Regions from separate parts of the Homo sapiens genome. Here region 1 is linked to region 2. The links are chromatin loops, found by intact Hi-C in ENCODE. Cell type or tissue: heart right ventricle. All regions are shown on one strand. Each heading gives the region's core, and the rest is flanking DNA. Links, peaks and the distances in the headings are about the cores only.

The links. A loop is a pair of places that touch in the nucleus more often than their neighbours do. Peaks named below come from ENCODE experiments on the same cell type or tissue, not always from the same donor. Only the 100,000 strongest peaks of a DNase experiment are listed, where the experiment ranks them.
Region 1: a loop joins it to region 2, with 2.5 times the contacts of the local background. A loop is called at or near these places in 16 of 110 quality-filtered maps.

The regions. Positions count from the first base shown.
Region 1 is chr6:154,496,131-154,499,054 of GRCh38, forward strand. The region is part of intron 1 of CNKSR3 (CNKSR family member 3); the gene reads right to left. Among named protein-coding and RNA genes, the nearest start is that of CNKSR3, 13 kb to the right of the region's middle. In heart right ventricle, for the core only: no CTCF peak of the experiment used is centred there; no DNase peak of the experiment used is centred there.
Region 2 is chr6:154,430,820-154,433,743 of GRCh38, forward strand. It overlaps CNKSR3 (CNKSR family member 3), which reads right to left. Exons shown (of 13, transcript NM_173515.4): 5 at 2,647-2,688. Among named protein-coding and RNA genes, the nearest start is that of IPCEF1, 75 kb to the left of the region's middle. In heart right ventricle, for the core only: no CTCF peak of the experiment used is centred there; no DNase peak of the experiment used is centred there; H3K27ac peaks cover 1,353 bases.

The DNA of each region.
Region 1 (2,924 bases), core at 206-2,705, 65 kb after region 2:
TCATCCTGACTAGTGACTCTGATGTCCACTAACAGCTAAGTACCCACATCCTAAATCTTGCATTCAAAAGACAAGGCTAGACACATCTGGCTATGATGGACTAACATCTATCAAGCCAACCCCGACAAAACTAAAAAAGAAATAAAGACGAGCTGGCTGTTTGAAGGTAATAGAGAACAGCAAAGGCAACCAGGACTTGAGGGGTCACAACCCTGGAAAGACATGAAAGTGAATCCAACCTTCTCTCCCACATTTCCGTTTAAGGCTTTTCTGGTTCCACAGCAGCCCGCAGGAGAGGCCAGGCAGGAAGCAGCCAGGGCTCTGAGTACAGGAGAAGCACCATCTGATTGCTTTAATAAGAGCAAACAAGAGAATAAAGCCATCTTTCATTCTATCCTCTATAGATAACCAATGTGGGCATTTTGATGTATTTCCTTCTTGTCTTTTTTAAATATACAGTCATATCATCTCAGAATTTTAATGTATGAGAGCATTAGAACCTAAAAACATGAAGGGACTACCCAAAGGTCAAATAGTCCCCATTAAATATATTTTAAAATCCACCTTGTCCCATTTACAAGAGCCCAATCATATATTAAAAAGAGAAAAGAAGTAGATACACTATTCTCTAGAATTTTGAGTGGTAAGATTACAGGTTAAAATTAAGTAGATCAATGCGATTCATAATGCTAATGATGTAAATGTTTTTCCCTCATCCTCAAAACCTTTTATCAGGCCAAACTTACCCACCTAAGTGCCTCTAGGGGAGACGTCAGGCTCTAATGCCTCTTGATTCAAACCCTATTTGCTATCTACGCAAGCTCAGACACATCAGGGTTTGGTTTCCTTAACTCTAAGATGAAGATGATAAAAGCACCCGATATCAAATAAGCATTGTGAAGGCGAAATGAGATAATGCATGGGAAGCCTTAGCAAGAGCCTGGCCCTTAAAGAATCGTGATAAAGGCCAGGCGCGGTGGCTCACTCCTGCAATCCCGGCACTTTGGGAGGCTGAGGCAGGAGGATCGTTTTGAGCTCAGGAATTTGAAACCAGCCTGGGAAACGGAAACATAATGAGACCTCGTTTCTACTAAAGTTCAAAAAAAAAAAATTAGCCAGGTGTGGTGATGCATGCCTGTGGTTCCTGCTACTTAGGAGGCTGAGGCAGGAGGATCTCTTGAGCCCCGGAGGTCAAAGCTGCAGTGAGCCCTGAATATGCCACTGCACTCCAGCCTGGGTGACAGAGGAAGACCCTGTCTCAAAAACGAGAGAAAGAGAGAGAGAGAGAGAAATGCTATACATGTCAGCTGCTCACTGCTGCCTCCCTACTAAATTGCCAGCTTCCGGACACGGATTTCATTTACACCTAACTCACCTGGCTGTCCCTAGCATAAAGCAGAGTAATTGGTACAAAAAAGGAAATTTGTACTTTTTTGGTTTTAGCTTTTAGAAAGGGAGCTAATGGTTGAAATAAAAATCTAATGAAGGTTTATCAAAATGTCATTCACAATAAATATGTATGGTATGTTTATCTGTATATGTGTGTATATACACTTATGTATCTCTATAGCCTGTATACTTACAACGCAAACTGAAAGACTACAATATTCTCCTGTGTTTAAGAAGTTTTGTGAATTGTGTTTTGGGGTGAGTGCCATTCTGGATTAAGAACTGAAGCTGGTGTTTCTTGTTTGCTTCATTTCCCGATGCAGAGCACCTTGAAGATGGAAAGAACCTTGAGTCAACAGATAACTTACTAATTTACGTAGGACCCCACTAACCAGCACAGAGATGGGGGCACACTCCCTATTTTAGGTGATATGTGAAAACTTTCTGTGCAAACACAAACAGCTCCCATCAGAGGCCAATATTATATAGCCACTATGGGGAGGTAAACTCAACCAAGAGAAGCCGAATTCCTGTTTTTACCCTGAAGAGTAACTATTCAGTGGTTTGCTGAATACATCAGGGCATGAGTGTTTCTGGCTAAATAATACCTGCATGGAATTACATGTTGCAATTTTAGGAATAACGGAATTAGGTAAATAGGAAAAACAAATTATACATTAAAAAAGTTTACTGAATAGCTGATTAATTACTATGCAGCCAATTTTATTCACATCTTACAGGTGCGCTTCTCACTGGACAATTAACACCTGACCATGGCTGTCCACAGAGGAAATTGCAAACTGGTCCATAGATATGTTTTGTTTGGTCTACGTCAAAAAAAAAAAAGCTATAGACAATTTTGTGAACACTGGGAAATGTCACATAGAAACCCAGATTTACAGCTTCATTTGACAAGAACAAAAAAATGACAAAAATCAGAAGCTCTGGAAACTTCACATCCACAATCAGCAGAAACCAGACAACACATGGCTTTGGGTTTGCCACAGTCTCCACCACTCCCTACTGTCACGCCCCCACACTGCAACTTCTGACATTGCCTCCTGGCCCCTATAGGCAACCGTGTTTGCAATTCCTGTTACAAGTCTCAGTGTGATTCCTGTTACAAGTCTCAGGGCCATTCCTGGTCTTTGGTGTTCACTTCTGCAGTGTCTTTTTTATTCTGGACTCTCATGGGTTTTGCCAAAAGTACAGGTTCAAATTCCATCTACACTGATTCAACGTTCACAACGCCCACCTACTAAGACAAAAGAGCTTTTTGCTTTGAAATGCAACATGTTTGTGACTCAGTATTGCTCTTTTCTGATTTTTCTTTCCCTCACTTCTCATCTCCATGCTTTGTTCAAAGCCAAAACCTGAGTGCTAAGTGAGGAAGCTCAACTATTTTCTCGCAATGGAGGGGAGGGGGTTACATTCTGCTCCCCTATTCGAGTCAGGTCTGGAAATTCCACATGAAAGCTAAACAGGTCCTTTCGGACCCATGAAACATGCCCCTTCTGTGTGTTCCTGGGCTGAGC
Region 2 (2,924 bases), core at 261-2,760:
TTTATGGCCACTGAAGAGCACAGGCCAGGCAGAAATCCCCTTTCAGCAATGAAGTGGAATCATCTCTCCCCAACCACCTACCTGACTTTTCAATGATTGCTCACAGTCTCTGAATACCAAATATTGACAAGGTAAAAAAAAAAAAAAATTGTTTTGAGACTAAGCCATTTTTTCAATGGACTTTACTTTTTTAAGCTGTTTCACGTTTATAAAAAAAAAAAATTGAACAAAAAGTACATTGAGTTCCCATATATCCCCTCCACCACCAGCCTCCATTCCCAGTTTCCTCTATTATTAACATCTTGTACTAGGTGTGGTGCATTTGTTATAAATGACAAACTAGGACGGGCACAGTGGCTCATGCCTGTAATCCCAGCACTTTGGGAGGCTGAGGTAGGGGGATCACCTGAAGTCAGGAGTTCAAGACCAGCCTGACCAATATGGCAAAACTCCATCTCTACTAAAAATACAAAAATTAGACGGGCATGGTGGCGTGTGCCTGTAACCCCAGCTACTCGGGAGGCTGAGGCTGCAGAATTGCTTGAACCTCAGAGGCAGAGGTTGCAGTAAGCCGAGTCGCACCACTGCACTCTAGCCTGGGTAACAGAGCGAGACTCTGTCAAAAAAAAAAAAAAAAAAAAAGCCACCAAAAACAAATTATGAACTAATATTGAGACACTATTATCAACTAACATCTATAATTTATATTAGGGTTCACTTTTTGTGGTGTACATTCTATGAGTTCTGACAAATGCCTAATGTCACGTATCCTTCATTACAGTATCATATAGGATAGTTTCAGTGTCCTAAATATCCCCTGTATGCAACCTAATTATCCACCACCCCATCCCTCACCATGAACCCCTGGCAAACATAGATCTTTTTACTGTCTCTGTGGTTTTGATTTTCTAGAAAGTCAAATAGTCAGAATTATGCAGCATGTAGTCTTTTCAGACTGCCTTATTTCAATTAACAACATACTTGTAAGTTTCCTCCATATCTTTTCATGACTTGATAGCTTATTTCTTTTTTATTGCTGAATAATATTCTATTTTATAGATGTACAACAGTTTGTTTATCCATTCATCTATTGAGAGACATTAAGGTTGCTTCCAACTTTTTTGGCAATTTTGAGTAAATCTGCTATAAACATCCTGTGCACATTTTTTGATGTAAATTTTCAACTCCTTTGGGTAAATATGTAGGAGCACAACTGTTGGATCATATGGTAAGAATATGTTTAGTTTTGTAAGAAACTTCCAAATTGTCCTCCAAACTGCCTGCACCATTTTGCATTTCCACCAGCAATTAACGAGCGTTCCTGTTGCTCCACAACCTCAGCAGCGTTTGGTGTTGTCAGTGTTTCATATTTTAGCCTATATAATAGGTATATGGCGGTATCTCATTGTTGTTTTAATTTACAATTCCCTAATACAAATGACATTGAACATCTCTTCATAGGCTTATTTGCCATTTGTATGTATTCTTTGGTGAAGTACCTGTTCAGATCTTTTGTCTCCTTTTTAATTGGGTTGTTTGTCTTCTTATTCTTGTTTTTTGTATATTTTGTTCTTGTTCTTTGTATATTTTGGATACAAGTCCTTTATCTGATAGGTGTTTTGAAAATATATATCCTCCCAGTCTGTGGCTTGTCTTTTCATTCTCTTAACAGTGCATTTCACATAGCAGTTTTTAATTTTAATGAAGTCTACCTTATCAATTTTTCTTTCATGAATTATGCTTTTGGTGTTCTATCTGAAAACTCATTGCAAAACACAGTCACCCAAATTTTCCCCTATGTTATCTTTTAGATGGTTTATAGTTTTGCATTTTACATTTAGGTCTATCATCTTTTTAGTGATCACTCACATTCTTTGAATGCCAAACACTGACAAGGTAAAACTAAAGAGACAATGAGAGGATCCCTATTAAGTGGTCTCCTTATAGAAGTCACAGTGGCTACGTGTGGTATTTCCCCAATCAGACTCATCTAACCTTTCAAAATTAAACAACCAAAGAAATCAGGAAATTCCAAAGAGTGATTTTTCTTTCCAAGGGGGAGAATCCAAGAAGTGATACTTTTTACATTCCTCCAATTTGTTTGGCCTCCCTATTTATGGAAAATATATTTATAGCAGTTTCATTGCTAAATTCCTCAACATCAGTAGGAGGAAGGCCTTATCAAAAGAGCACAGGCTGGCGTATGTCAAAAGGAGGAAGTGATGATGAATAGTTACAAAATGCTCCTTAAACAGTTACAGCACATCCCCCCTCCATCATAAGGTTTTTGCCAAGAATTTTTTTCTTAAATCAAAATGGTCCTAAAGTGAAATTTGCACATCAGTTCAATCCTGACTAGCAGGCTAGCTAGCAATATACATATAACTGTATCCTGATAAAATGTTCAGAAAAAAAAATAAAACAGAGACTCGATGTAGTTAATTTAAGCACAGGAATTTTCACAGTAGTTGGTCTTGTTAAATAACTTTTATGCTTTCTCTTCCACCTAAATTTAAAAACTCATGTCCCAAAAGCCAATATTTCAAAGTATCTCCTGAAGTAATTAGCCACAGGGCATTTACTTAATGTGATTCCCACTGCCTTTGGAAAATGAATTTTACAATAACTTTTAGAATGTATACTTACCACAGTTAAAACTTTATCCTCCATTTCCGCTACAAAGCAATCCTAAAGAAGGGGATGGAGAAAATGAATACTAAGTACAAGAGTTAAAAACGTTCAGAACTGTTGGCCTAGCTTTCTAGACATTTTCTGCAGCTCAAGACGGTCCCTGACACACCCGTCAGCCTGCACAGTCCTGCAGGACTGGGATGGGAATGAGAGGGCAGAGTGGGAACAGAGCTGACGTTTGCACCTTCCGAAGGTCCTGCTCTCCCCTGACCTAAGGAGTTCTCATCCAAGGA